Linked DNA regions of Homo sapiens: all the other regions are linked to region 1. The links are chromatin loops, found by intact Hi-C in ENCODE. Cell type or tissue: endothelial cell of umbilical vein. All regions are shown on one strand. Links, peaks and the distances in the headings refer to the core of each region. The heading gives the core; the rest is flanking DNA.

The links. Hi-C counts contacts between places; a loop is a spot of excess contacts. Peaks named below come from ENCODE experiments on the same cell type or tissue, not always from the same donor. Only the 100,000 strongest peaks of a DNase experiment are listed, where the experiment ranks them.
Region 2: a loop joins it to region 1, with 3 times the contacts of the local background. A loop is called at or near these places in 2 of 110 quality-filtered maps.
Region 3: a loop joins it to region 1, with 7 times the contacts of the local background. A loop is called at or near these places in 8 of 110 quality-filtered maps.

Annotation. Positions count from the first base shown.
Region 1 is chr22:27,419,633-27,422,888 of GRCh38, reverse strand. No RefSeq gene overlaps it. Among named protein-coding and RNA genes, the nearest start is that of LINC02554, 110 kb to the right of the region's middle. In endothelial cell of umbilical vein, for the core only: no CTCF peak of the experiment used is centred there; DNase peaks (open chromatin) are centred at 2,008 and 3,238; H3K27ac peaks cover 2,228 bases.
Region 2 is chr22:26,677,863-26,680,740 of GRCh38, reverse strand. All of the region lies in intron 1 of MIATNB (MIAT neighbor), which reads right to left. Among named protein-coding and RNA genes, the nearest start is that of MIATNB, 6.5 kb to the right of the region's middle. In endothelial cell of umbilical vein, for the core only: a CTCF peak has its summit at 1,546 (motif pointing left); a DNase peak (open chromatin) is centred at 1,520.
Region 3 is chr22:27,511,088-27,513,965 of GRCh38, reverse strand. The region is part of intron 1 of LOC105372981 (a long non-coding RNA gene); the gene reads left to right. Among named protein-coding and RNA genes, the nearest start is that of LINC02554, 200 kb to the right of the region's middle. In endothelial cell of umbilical vein, for the core only: no CTCF peak of the experiment used is centred there; DNase peaks (open chromatin) are centred at 795 and 1,435; H3K27ac peaks cover 1,813 bases.

The sequences.
Region 1 (3,256 bases), core at 757-3,256:
AAGAAACTTATCCAAGCTGCACAGCAAGTCAGGAAGAGGTAAAAAACCATGACCAGATTTTAAGGCCAATACTTTCCATCCACACTACTTACTCCCTAAGGCAGATTTATTTACCTTTGCATCACCTGGGCCTAGCTAGCACAGAGGTGATGCTTGTGGAGTGTCATAATGCACATTGACACCTTAAAGCATTAAAGGCTTTGACAAGTCTTGCAAGAAAACAAACCATTTTAGTTTTGTGTAATACAGCTTTGTTTGAACTTGTGCTTGACTCTGGAACCTGTTTGTGACTGTAAACCCTGCTATGTGCCAGGTACTTGGGCTAAGACTATTTCTAGTTTTACAACATCTCCCAGCTGGAAATGACCCAAACCACATCAACAGTAAAACAGATTTTAAAACTCTGGTATGTTCACACAAAAGAATATTATACAGCAGTGAAAATGAATAGACTATAGCTCTGTGCAATAACATGGAGAAATCTCACTGTATAATATTGGAAAGAAGAAACCAGACACAAAATAATAATAATATGATTACTATGACTATTCCCTTTACATAAAACCCCAAAACAGACAAGGCTAAACTATGTTGTTTTTAGGTCTGAAGAAAACGCAAGGAAATCATGACCACAAAAGTCAGGATAGTCATGAAATATTGTGGGGAGGGAGGGAGTAGAATCGAAGAGAGTCAAGAAAGTGCTTCTGGCTGGGCGCGGTGGCTCACGCCTGTAATCCCAGCACTTTGGGAGGCTGAGGCAGGCAGATCACTTGAGGTCAGGAGTTTGAGACCAGCCTGACCAACATGGTGAAACCACTTCCCTACTAAAAATACAAAAATTAGCTGGGCATGGTGGTGGACGCCTGTAATCTCAGCTACTTGGGAGGCTGAGGCAGGAGAATTGCTTGAACCTGGGAGCTGGAGTTTGCAGTGAGCAGAGATCGTGCCACTACACTCCAGCCTGGGCAAGAGAGCGAGACCCCGCCTCAAAAAAAAAAAAAAAAGAAAAAAGAAAAAGAAAAAAGAGAAAGTGCTTTAGGTTGTTTCTTGCGCTGGCTGGTGGTTACATGGGTATTTGCTTGATAGTGAATCATTCAATTATGCAAAGTCATATTTTCTGCATTTTGCTGTAGTTTTTAAATGTTTTATAATTGAGAGAATAATAAAGGTTGTGCTATCCTTAGCTCAGAGAATGGACTCTGAGGGCAGGAGTGGAGGTGGGAGGGTTTGAGAGGAGGCTGCTGCAGTCACCACTGCACCGATGGTGGCCTGGACTGCAGTGGGGACCACTGGGATGGAGGGACCAGAGGGATTCACGAGGGACTTAGCAGATAATTTGGCAACCCCCAGTGTGTTCACCAATGTGTTTGAGCTCCTGGCTTTGAACCACTGGCTCCAGGACTTCCTGTTCATAGTCCCTGACATTCAGAACCAGGAGGCCAAATGGGCCTCATTGGGGTGCCCCCAGGACAGAGAATGTGAAGAGCTTCGGAGAATGCCATGGAAAGGCGGCCAGGAAAAGAGATGGGGAAGTTGAGTGCAAAGAGAGAGCGGTGAAGAGGCGGTCCTTTAGAGCTGTCAGCATGGGGCCCCAGGCGCTCCGCGTGCCATAAGCAGCTTCTTTGGATTGTTTTTTGGCCAACACGCACAGGTCGGGTGGTGAGCTGGCCAGGACGACCCGTGCAGATGTGGTTGCAGCTGGAGGGGGGAGGCGTGCAGTGATCAACGAATAGATGAAAACCCAGTCCCCAGGTAGCCCCTCTCCGGCTCCCCAGAGCGTGTTTTCTTGCGTCTTCTTTCCCACCTCCCGGGGGTGGCCGTGGTGTTTTCTGTCTGGCTGGCGATGCCTGGCCGTGCTCGGGAACACAGTCCCCTTCAGAAGTGCCCCCCGAGTCTACCGAGCCATCCAAGCCCTGACAAACTCTTGAGGGAAGCGGGCGTCGCAGGCCCAGCTGTGTAAATGTTTTTGGTTTTCCTGCTGAGGCTAGGGGTTGAGTCCATGCCAAGACAAGCCTCGCTTGAGTTTTCTTTGGCAAGGCGGCCCGGCTCAGGAATGTCAGGCAAACTTTCCAAGTGGGATGGCCTGTTGGTGGGACCTGGGGCTGAAAGCTGAGCCTGGGGTGTACTTTGCCATCATCTAATTACCACATCCCCAATTAGAGTCAAGAAGCTGTGCCCAGGCTGGTCAGATGGGAGCCATTTTCTCGGTGTGCCCTCCCCTTTCCTGGAGGGATCAGGGCTATTTAGGGGGCTTTCTGTGGGCTTCCCCAGTGGGCATGGGTGGGAAAGTGGCATTCAGCATCCTCAGAATGATGGAGCTTTGAAGGGGATGTGCCGACTCCATTCTGGGCCCAGGCTGTGAAATTGGGAGAAGTGGCCACACCATCACTGTGAGGTGTGTGTTTTTCTTCTTCTTGTTTAACTCCATTTGGCTAACTGTGACTTGGAGCTTTCTTGGTGGATCTCATGGAAGAGAAAATCTAGAGCAGGGCTTCCAGATGGAAAATACTCCAGTGGTAGGCAAACTACGTAAATGAATGGAGCTGGCCAAGAGTGAGGCAACAGGGAGCGGCGGGGACTGGGGCAGAATGGGAGCTCATACCCTTTCTAAAGGGGCGGGTGCCTGTAATTTCAGCACTTTGGGAGGCTAAGGCAGGAGGATCACTTGAGTCCAAGAGTTCAAGACCAGCTTGGGCAACATAGTGAAACCCATCTCTACTAAAAATACAAATATTAGCCGGGTGTGGTGTCACACGACAGTAATCCCAGCTACTCTGGAAGCTGAGGCAGGAGAATTGCTTGAACCCAGGAGGTGGAAGTTGCAGTGAGCCAAGATTATGCCACTGCACTCCAGCCTGGGTAACAGAGTGAGACTCTGTCTCAAAAAATAATAAATAAATAACTAAATAAATAAATAAGGGAGTGGGTTCTTCTCAGCTCTAGCAAAGCCCAGCTGCTCTGGGTGAATATAATTCTCATGTGGTCCAAACATCTGAAATTCCAAGAGAGACCCCAAAGTGTATTTTACGCGAAATCTCCCCATCTCTAAATATTGGCAACTAATTAGATTTTTTTAAAAAAATCAATGAAGTGCTGTATTAGCCAAACAAAATACATCTGGGAGCTGGACAAGGTCTCCAGATCACCAATGTGTGACCTCTGGTCTCTGAATTCCTGACCCATAACTGCAAGCCGAGTGGACAGATGGAGACAATGACATCATCCACAACAATAGCAATAACAAAAACCTTTTGTT
Region 2 (2,878 bases), core at 379-2,878, 740 kb after region 1:
AGGCTCAAACAGGGGAAGTCATCAGCCCTAAGTCACATAACCAGTAAGGGGTGGATCTGGCTACTCCCTAATTTGCCTGGACACCACCCACTAGAAAAGCCCAACTGACTCTTGTTTCATTCATTCAGTAAAATGTTGTTGACTCCCAACTCTGTGCCAAGTGCAGTACTGGGTACCCAGGGTACAGCTGTGAAGCAGGCTGCATTGCCCCTGCCCTTGTGGTGCTCACAGTCAGGGGAGCAGTCAATGAGCCAATAAATATGAAATCACAAACTGTGCTCAGATCCCCGAGGGCAATGAACACCCTGCAGGGAGAAGGAGTGACAGGAGAGAAACCAGCATAGAAAGAGTAACTGGGTTCGATCCCACAAGACGGAGTCAGCATTTTGGGGTGATGCGGCCCCATGGGTGTGGTGACCACCTTGAATCCAGGTTTCTCCATCCTCCAACCATGTGTCTTTGGGTGAGTTTCTTCACCTCTCTAAGCTTCAGTGCCTCCTCCTATAAAATGGGGGTGGTAATGAAACTCGTAAACTATTTCTGAGCACTTCATACATCAATGTGTCCAAACCATTCAGCACAGAGCCTGCATGGAGCAAACACTCGGAAAACAGTACCGGCCACTTTAACTCAATCCAGGTGAATGAAGGTGTGTTTGGAGGTGGAGAGAGAAGGAACAGTTTTGCCTGCAGGAAGAGCTCACAGCATCAGCGAGTTCTTGGAATAGTCTAGGCCTCAGAGGTCGATGGTTGGGGGATCCTGCATTGCTGAAAACACCAGTGTTATCAAAATAGTGAACCCTGCTGAGAGTGGCAGGATGGAATGGAAGCCAAAGGCGTACTTTGCCCATTTGGTGGAGGAGTAAGCTGAGGCTTAGAGAGGGGAAGTCACTTGGCTTGGCCTCTGTTAGGAAAAGGAGCCCTCGGCTGGGCAAGGTGGCTCACTCCCAGCACTTTGGGAGGCCGAGGCGGGTGGATCACAAGGTCAGGAGTTCAAGACCAGCCTGACCAAGATGGTGAAACCCCGACTCTACTAAAAATACAGAAATTAGCCAGGTGCAGTGGCAGGCGCCTGTAACCCCTGCTACTAGGGAGGCTGAGGCAAGAGAATCGCTTGAACCTGGGAGGCAGAGGTTGCAGTAAGCCGAGATCGCGTCACTGCACTCCAGCCTGGCGATAGAGTGAGACTCCATAAAAAAAAAAAGGAAAAAAAAGAAAAGAAGGAAGGAAGGAAGGGAGGAAGGGAGGGAAGGAGGGAGGAAGGGAAGGAGGGAGGGAGGGAAGGAGGGAGGGAGAGAGAGAGAGAAAAGAAAAGGAGCCCTCCGCAAAAATGAAGAGTGGTTTTCCAGAGTTTCTGTCCTCAGCTGCATTCTCTCCAGTCCCTATCCTTGTCCCACCCATGCCAAGTCCTACTCAATGCCCTAAAACTCTGTGATTTCCAGAGTATCCCGTAGAGCATCCAGCCCCAAATGCCCCTGAGAGGAACTGAGTTTCCAATAATAAGCAGTGAGGGTTTGGTGCAACACCACCATCTCCTGGTCGCTCCTGTGAACTACAGCTCTGGCTGGGCCACAGAGCACCTACAAAGCGGACTGGACTCCCAGGAGCTACACGACACTGACATGCAACAGACTAAATGCAGAGGCAGATATCAGAATGCAACACAATCTGTCTTCTATTAGGCCAGACATTAAAGAGATTTACCCTAAGAAAGTAAAATAATGCTGTCTTCTCACTAAATTTATTTTGCTTTGGAAAATACGGTTATTCATAATAAAGCATGTGTTATTTTTGTTAATATGCGATGGGTTTATTATTGTTATTGTGATTTTTCCATGAATAAACAAGTCTTTTTAAAACGTCTCTGTTTTAATTTACAACATGGCAGAGTCTCTACAATGGTTTCCTTCTGTCCCTGTCCCCCATCCAAATCTAGTTTCCATTCACTGCCTCTCCTGGGCTTTGCACTCTGCAGGGGTGATGCCTGTCTGCTGTGCCCTGGGCACCCAGCATTGTATTTGACACACAGTAGGACTCAACAACATTTTGCTGAATGAATGAAACAGGGGCCAGTTGAGCCTTGTGAGTGGCCAGCATCCACAATGCCTTTGAAAAAACACCTGCAACTGGGCCTGGCTGCCCAGAACACTTTTCTGAGAAAAAGGCTGAAAATGCACCCAAGTTCCCAAAGATAGGCAGGCAATCAGCTAGCACTGTGCGTCATATGGCAAGAGTGTAAAGAGCCTGAAGCCAAAATGTTTGAGAACTGCAGTGATAGAGTACTGTGGACAGGGTGGTCAGGGGAGGCTTCTCTGAACAAGTGATGTTCAGCTGAGCGCCAACAAGAAGTCAGCCACGTGAAAACCAGAGGGACATACATTCTAAGTGACGGGAAAAGCCAGTGCAAAAGTAGGTACCCAGGCGAGAGCAAATAGGTGCACTGGTAACAGAAAGGCCAGCAACCTGGCATCCCAGAGGCTAGGGCAGTGCCCACTATAAAAGAAGGACTCAGTAAACAGCTGCTGGGTGAATAGAGGGAGGGAGAGGAGGAAGAGAAAGGAGGACTGGGAGGAAGCTCTCTTCTCATTAGGGGTCTTGTAGTCCTTTGAGGGCAGGGGGGCTCACAAGTTCTGCCAGCCGTGGGAGATTCCCAACTCTTCTTACCACGCCTTGAACACTGCTGCACAGACCAGCCTCCACTTCTTAGCTCAATCTGTAACCTCCTCTGAAGTGTCCACCCTGCCCCCACCCCAATATCCTATCAATATCCTCATCTCCTACCGAACCAGTCCAATGAATCTTGGAGAAGCCATCCTGAAATGCCCTGCACCATCACTATTTTCTCCTGATTTATTGACTATTCCCCATCCTTCAAGGTT
Region 3 (2,878 bases), core at 379-2,878, 91 kb before region 1:
GGATATAATGATACCCTCGGCTGAAGAAGAGGTGGATGGATGCTAGGGAGGTAAAAACATTCACTGCAGTGAGTGGTGGTCTGTCTGAGACTTCATTTTTCCATATGTAAAGTGGGGATAATTCTTACATTTGCCTTTTTATGGCTCACTTAAAATCAACTTACTCCTCCCAATTTTCCTGTCTCCTTGTAATTAGGCAGAGGGCATGTGACTTCCCAGCAAAGGGTGGTGCATGCATGATCAGGTGTGAGTTCTTTCTGCATTCTCTTCCCTCTATAGTGAACAGGATGCCGAGATAGTATTGAGATAGTAGAGCCATGAGATGGACTCAGATTGGATCACTGAGTCACAGCATGGAGCACAGCTACCCTGGAGAGTGACCAGGCTTCCATTAGACTTTGTTTGAGCAAGAAATGAACCTTTTTGTAGTAAGCCACTGAGGTGTTCAGACATACTTGTTATTAAGCATAGCCTAAGCTACCCCAGCTAAACCTTTATGTGACTTTCTTTGTTCATGGATGTCTTTCCATGCCTGACATGTAGACCTAGCTCATTCTTTTACATATCTGCATAATATTCCATAGTATGGTGACACCTTGACTTATTTAACCAGTCCCCTTTACATCATTCTTGCATTATTGGCAGATTTCATTATGACAAACAATGGTGTATAAACAATACCATTGTATTCTTATACTTCCTCATACATCTTTGTGCACGTTGAGTTTGTGCCAGTAGTATTGCTTGGTCAGGAGCGTGCACATTTAATACTGGTTTTTACTCCCACTAATAATTTTTGAGACAGCCTGTTTGCTCTACCTTTGTTAATGAAGAATATTATTGATGTTTCCATTTTTATCAGTGTGATAGACAGAACAGGGTGTCTTATGTTAATTTGGGTTTCATAGCAAGTTTTTGGTCAGGTTGGATTTTTCAGACATCCTGCCAGCTTCACCCTACTTGTTCCAGAGAAAAAGACTGGGCTGACACTGCAAAGAGAAAGAGAGAGATACATACAGGTGACAAGATGATGAGGCAGAGACTGGGAAGAGAGAGAGAGAGAGAGAGAGAGAGAGAGAGAGAGAGAGAGAGAGAGAAAGAAAGGAAGGCACCCAGTCCCCTGTTTCTCTCCAGATTCACACACCAGCCCCCTGTCAGTCTTACTCAAGCAGGGCTCAGATCCTGAAGTGGGACCCCCATCACCTCTGTGGCCAATAGCGGGGGGGCCAGCCAACATCTGGGTTTGCACTGGGACAGGGGAGGGTTGTTGGCTCAGTTCCTCTTGGCCTGAAGCCACGAGCCTAGCTTGTTTGTATAGTCCTTCAGGCTTCTTCTCCATATCTTGGTGTTTTTGGCTCTAAGCTAGCTCCCTCCCAGCCAGGGGAGGAGATAATTCCACTCGATCTGGGCCTCTGAGGCACTGGGAAGGACGTCAGGAAATAGCAGGAGCATTACGCACCTCTCTACCCTCCACCGTCCAATCTCATTTTCATAATGTGTGGAAAAGGAACGGGGTTGCAGAGGGAGGCTTGAACACTTGGAGTTGCTTCCTGTTTTCTCTCGAATCAGTCCTTTTCCCCAAGACGCCGCTGCTGGGCCTGTTGAACCCTGCCTTCTGGTAGGTGTGTGCGTCGCATGTCTATGCATGCCCATGCAGATGTGTGTGTGTACATGTGGGTTACGTACTCAACGAGCCAATCAACAAACAGACCTAGGAGAACCCTGGAGAGGGACTCCTTCTTTCCTTGAACATGCTCTTTACTCTTGCAACCTCCCAAGAAAGAAAAAAAGGAGTTAGCTTACGTGCCTCTTCTTCCAAAGGTCAGTCACCAATAGTAGTTTCCTAAGGTGTCTGGGTAAAGCCTTCCCAGATGCCACAGGGACCTTCTTTGTCATATTCACATCTACACCTACCATGTTGAGTCCAAGACTCAGTACATAGTAAGAATGAATCCATTAATCAGGGCTAACACTTTAATTATAGAACAGAGAACAATATGGTCCAGAGAGGACAAGGACTTGCCCCAAATCATGGAGTATGTCAACGGCAAGGCAAAAAAGTGGAACCCAATGTTCCTGACACTTAGTACAGTTTTATTTTATGTCATTATGCAAGATGCTCAAAGAAACTGACTATTACTGATCTCTGACTTTATAGTTTTAACTTCTTTGGAACAACCTATGAAGGAGGAATATTCGCCATGTTACTGATGGAGAAACAGGTTCAGGGAGGTTTGAGCTGGCTCCAGGTGGAGGACCCAGAATTTGTCTTGAAGTGGCTTCTTCCAAAGCTTGATGCCTGTGTTCGGTAGCACACAGAGGGCTGGTGGGGGCAGAGCCTTACCCAGCCTTGATCAGAACCTCTGAATAGGACTCTCTCACTGTTTAGGGTCTTTTAGAGAAAGAGATCAATGGCGTTCAACTGAAGCAGACTTAAAATCTACTCCTTTGGGAAGTTTTCTCTTAAGTGCAGTCTACTTTTTTCCAGAGCTCACAGAAAGTCCTCGTGCTGATCCTGGGAGAGCAACCAGCCCATGGGGGTCTGGACAGTGAAAAGCCCTTTCTGTCTAGGTATCAACAACAATTTCCAGTAGAGCCCTGGTGGGGCTGATGTGGCCCCATTGTTGGAAAACAGGGGAAATGTGAAGAGGATCACAGAGTTACTGGTGGCTTGAAGTGTGGGGCACCCATTGCAGCCACCTTGAGGACCAAACCTGCTCTGAATCTCCCATTCTCGCATCCTTCCTGTGTGACACCCACATCCATGCACACATACACAATGGGCACACACACAGCCACTCACACGCGCATGCCCTCTCCCATATCTGTGCACACACGTGAATATACACACACCCCTAAGTTCCTACAGTAGACTGGA